2 separate regions of the Mus musculus genome follow, and region 1 is linked to region 2. A link is a loop called in an ENCODE intact Hi-C map of the cell type or tissue named here. Cell type or tissue: gastrocnemius. All regions are shown on one strand. Region 1 overlaps Tns1 (tensin 1). Region 2 overlaps Tns1 (tensin 1).

Region 1 (2,500 bases), 60 kb after region 2:
GGCCCCTTCCCCTCCCAACCAGGCCCCCAATTGCTCCTTGGTACCAGGTTTTTGTTTGGTTTGGTTTGTTTGTTTGAGCACTTCTGGTGCACCTAGCTGAGCACTTAAGAGTCTTTAATTCACCTACACTCACAATGCTTTGGAGTTCTTATTCCCCATATCCTTGGGATGAAGGGGCTTCAGTTAGAGCCTTAGCATGCATAGCATCACTCAACTAACAAAAAAATAAAGCCCGGGGAGGAGGGGGAGGGGGAGGGTACGGCAGGGGGAAGTTAGGCACCACCGCTGTGCCTAACCTCCCTGCTGAAGGCTCCATGGCCCTCTCACCTGGGCTCCTGGAAGAGGTCAAATTTATAAAGCAAGGGCCTGCGAAAGGCAAGGAGGGGGGCGGGGCGGCCTCGACCGTGAGCAGAAGCTGGGGAAGAGCAGGGAGAGTTCTATCTAGTAGGTCTCTATTTACTAGCTCTATCTAGTTAGGTCTAACCGCCCGCGACGGAACTGAGCCACCTGCCAGCAGTTTCCTTCCAGACTCATGACACCCCCACCCCCCCACCTCCCTACACCCCATTACTCCACAAAGCGGACCCACCACCCTCTGCCCAGGCCGAAAAGACGTTTGAACAATCAGGGCCCAGCAATCGCTCCCGTCTTCTTGCCTCAGTTTCCCTCTCCTGCATGGCCCGCCAGGAAGCACTGGAGAAACTAAGCACCCAAAAGGAGAGCTGGCCCATGAAGAATGGGTGGCACCGTGTCAGCCGACTCCACGGCCCCACTCCCACTCTCTGTCAAGCAACGGACCAGGCTACCCCAGGCTGGCTGAGTGGGGCCATGCAGGCAGTGCATGGCGACCCCAGGACCCCCAGCGCCTCCGCGGCCTTGGCCTTCACCTTGACACTCGCTCCGCGCTTTGCATAAACAAAGAGCAGTTATGCCGCCCGCCCTAGACCGCCCCTACCCCGGCCGGCCGGCTGCCCCTTACCTTGGCCTGGCATTTCCGATGACAGGAGAAGCTGCAGACTGTGGGAGCGAGACAGAAAGAAAGTTTTTAGCCGCGAGGTATGAAATGGAAACTCAGGCGCAATCTCCTCCCACCCCGGCCCTCCACACCCGCCAGGGGGAGGGGGGGGGGACGAGAAGAAGGGAGGGGGGACTGTGGGGAGAAAGAATGGGGAGCCCGGGTGCGTACCCCGAGGGCGTCCGCTGGAGCCCCGCCAGGCTGAGGTGGCGGGGACCCAGGCCTAGTGCCAGCGGCACAGAGGAGCGAGGGGCCTCTCCCCTCACACCCGACAGCAGGCGGGCCTGTCACACGTGCACTCCCCTAGGCCAGAGGCCCGGGCACACCCGCGGGCACACACACAGAATTTGGGACCTCCCCCCTCCCTCCCCTACACACACACACCATGCTGGGAGCGTCACACACACCCATGCTGCAGAGACCCTGGGATCTGTGGCACAGGACACATGTGCACACACACACACACAGTTCCTTCCTGCATGTTAGTACACACACACACACACACACACACACACACACACACACACACACACACGGAGAACTTGCTCTCCCTCCCACCACAGAAGCTGGAATCAAATTTCCTATCAGGTTCCAGAAGCCAGGAATGTCCCCTGTTCGGCTGCCCCACCCCCGGGGCACTTGGCACTTGTAGGAGGTTCCAGGAGCTCTTCCCAGGGGTGGCTGAGGGCCTCTGACCTGGGCTCTGGGTTGATTTGGGTCTCCTGGTCTTTAGGTTGACTGGGACAGGAGGACCCGGTCAGTGGTTACAGAAACAGGGCAGCAGGCAAGAGAACACCCTAAATCAAGTCTCAGCTGCTCCTATTCTGCCTGCCTTCCCTCACCCCTTCCAGCTTCAGCCACCAGCTCTTAGCACTTGGCCCGGCTGTAGAGGGTCAAAGGCCCCCTCCACAGTCATAGAGGCTCTGGAGTGCCCCGCATCCAGCCAGGCCAGCAAGGTAGAGCCTGGATGTCACCTTGGTCACTGGCACCCTGTCCTGGCCCAGCTCAGGCTGTGTGACTCAACACGGGCTGAGCAAGGCTGTCTGTGCCAACCCTGGCAGCCCACAGAGCAGCTCAGGGCCATCACCTGTAGGCACATATGCCTTACCATGCCGTCCACATTCCACTTACCTTTGCCTTTTCCAGAGTCCCTGAGCTTGGCTCCCCACCCTAAGTGACCGCTCCCTCCCTTCCAGAAGGTATTCCACCGTCCTGCCTTCCTTAGGACAGAGATCTTAGGACTGAGAAAACCTCAGTTCAGTTGGTTTGAGCCCAGAACACCCCCCACCCCACCCCCACTGCTGGCCATAGACTACGGATAGACACTCACCACCATTGGTCCCTCCCCACCGTTCCTGTACCTGGTACTCAGTAAGAGTTTAATAGGCATCCAATGACCCGTGCCCCAACTAGGCAACACAGCAGAGCTGGCTCTGGGTGTCGGTAAGCTGGCCAAGGACAGCAGGAGAGCTGACCCTGCCTCCT
Region 2 (2,500 bases):
AAAAATGTATCTGTGGGCTGCTGTTCAGAGGAAGGAAATGCCGGGGCTTGGGGATGCCCCAGCCTGAGCCCAGGGCTCGGGGGCAAGAGGGAGGGTGCAGAGTGCAGACTCAGCCTCCAGAGGAACATTCTGTCCAGAACACTTCAAACCCTCAGCTCTAGCTTGCCAGATCTCTCTGCTCTTGTCCCAAGGGAAGTCTGTAATCTGGGCAGTTTGGAGCCAAAAAGACCCCGTGGCATCACATCTACCACCACATTGATGATCTGTGAGGTCACCCAGCACTACCTATCTTGGAGGGGGAAGGGCCTGGGAGGCAGAGGGGCCAACCAGAAGGAACTGGAATTGCTCAGACCCAAGACACAGGGAAGGCTATTCTGGGCTCACTTTTTCCCCAAAATAGAACCATAAGTAGATATGGGGTTGGGTGCTGAGAGGCAGGGGGACAAGGCATAGCATTTGGGGACATTTAGCAGAATATGACAATAGGCTGCATACTGGAGGCATGGCCTCATAACATCCCCATGAGGGCATCCTCTCAATAGAGATAATGACAACAGCAACCTATAGGCAGCAGCAGTGACAGAGGAAGCCAGAGACTCTCACCTTAAAAGCTTGCTTTGGGTCAGCTGCCTGCCCAGGCTTCCTGAGCCTTCATTCTACGTCAAGGTCTCAGGGGCTGGAGAAGGAACATTTGGCTCCTCTTCTGGCAATTTCCCGGAGGGTGCTTGCTTCTATGTGAGCCCAGGTCAGCCCTCCAAAGCTGTGTCCCTGCTATGCTCCACCCCAAAGCAACAAGAGGCAACAAAATGGGCACGGGAACAGCTGGGACTGAAGCAGGATCCTGGGCAGGCAGGAGGCCCAGGTGGCAGGGACGCTGACCTAAATGTTCAGGGTAGATTGCTGCCAAGGTCACTGCCTCTCATAGACACACTCAGCCATCAAGGGGAAAAGAACAGGCTCTGGTGATTAAGTGGAAAGCTATGCTGACTTCCACACACCCCCGAGAGGAGCGCCAAGCAAGTCCCTTCCTGTCTCAGCCCCTCCTCCAAGCCAACCCTAAGGGGCCCAGCACTACACCACGGGCTGAGGCTGGGACACCCAGGACCTCCTCTCCAGCCCCATATCAGGACCAGGCTAGAATACTGAGTATTCCCTCTGATCACAGCTCTCCTCCCACAGAGGACCAGGTCTACCATAAGGCTTTGCCTCCTCCGCATCCTTGAACTAATCTGGCCCAGAAACCCTAAGACCCTACTGGATGTCTACCCTAGTCCCTTCCACCTGCCTTCCCCTTCCTGTCAAGCCACCCCCAGCTGGCAGCAGATTCCCACTCTAAAACCCTGCCATGGGTCAATTGCCTGCTCAAGGACCCATAATGGCCCTTAGTACTTAGCTCTCAAGGTCCTGTTCTCCACCCAGACTGTGAACTCCTCTAAGCCCGGCCCCTCCCTCTCTAGTGCCAGAGTCAATAGCTGGCCCTTTCCTCTCCAGCAGAGTACATTCCCATCCCCATCTTGCCAGTCAGGGCCACCAAGTAGGTGTCCAGACCAAGGTTATACACAAGATCACAGGGTCTACTCTCCCCCAGCGAGAGCAGGCTGTCTGACTTTTATACCATATTTGCTTGCTTGCTTCTGCAATTTGTACCAAGGTGTGTGATCTACCATCTTCTAGAGCTCCCCCTACTCCTTCCTCTAAATCAGCCTGGCCACAGAGAACAGACTTTCCAAGGCGTAGCACAAGTGAGTTCATTTATTCTCCTGAAACCCAGGGCCCCCCCTGGTGAGAGTCTAGAGTTGGGCACAGATGCATTCTATGGTATGGTTTCCCTCTGCCTTGCCTTCTGATCTGGCAACCCTGTGTGCCCTGGTCAGCCATCCCAGGCCAGACTTATACCTCCTGGGCACAGCTCTGCCCCAAACACCAGGCTGCTAAAGCAGGCAGGATCCTCTCCCACTGGTGGTCAAAAAGAAGCTTTGACCTCTGACCTCTGGGGACCATGACACTTGCCTGCCCTGAGAAAAGACAGGATGTGAGCGGGCCTGAGGAAACCCAAGGAACATTCGCTGGCACCCCACACCTAATGGGTGTTAGTGACTAGTGAGGGGTTCCAGCAGCAGACATCAGTTATCAGTTCCCCATCCCAAGACAGCCCAGGTGGGCCATGTCTGATGTTTGAAACCTCTTCCTGCCTCACAAACCAACTAGCCCCATGACCATCTCCACCTCCTAAATGTTGCTTTGTTCTATTGTTCAATAGAAAACAAATCCAAACACCTCAAGAGCGGCTTCATGCTCCTAGCCCTTCTGGACTGTACAACCTCCGGTTGTGCTTGAATTGGGCTGTATGACCCCTCCCATCTCCAGCTGCTGGGGTCTTTGGGAAGCTCAGGCCCACAGACTCCCTCCCTTTGGAAGTCAGCCTCAGGTCAAGCTTGCCTTCTGGCATGGCTCCATTTTCCAGAATTTTCTAAAGATGGCCACCCATGCCCCTTTCAGC

Evidence for each region. Peaks named below come from ENCODE experiments on the same cell type or tissue, not always from the same donor. Only the 100,000 strongest peaks of a DNase experiment are listed, where the experiment ranks them.
Region 1: it touches region 2 in a loop (4-fold over the local background); 24 of 42 quality-filtered maps call a loop at or near these places.

What each region holds. Positions count from the first base shown.
Region 1 is chr1:74,067,630-74,070,129 of GRCm38, forward strand. It overlaps Tns1 (tensin 1), which reads right to left. Exons shown (of 33, transcript NM_001289895.2): 3 at 980-1,017. Among named protein-coding and RNA genes, the nearest start is that of Gm31637, 27 kb to the right of the region's middle. In gastrocnemius, no CTCF peak of the experiment used is centred here; DNase peaks (open chromatin) are centred at 1,238 and 2,486; H3K4me3 peaks cover 1,928 bases; H3K27ac peaks cover 2,500 bases.
Region 2 is chr1:74,007,771-74,010,270 of GRCm38, forward strand. The region is part of intron 4 of Tns1 (tensin 1); the gene reads right to left. Among named protein-coding and RNA genes, the nearest start is that of Gm39664, 22 kb to the right of the region's middle. In gastrocnemius, no CTCF peak of the experiment used is centred here; no DNase peak of the experiment used is centred here; H3K4me3 peaks cover 1,742 bases; H3K27ac peaks cover 2,500 bases.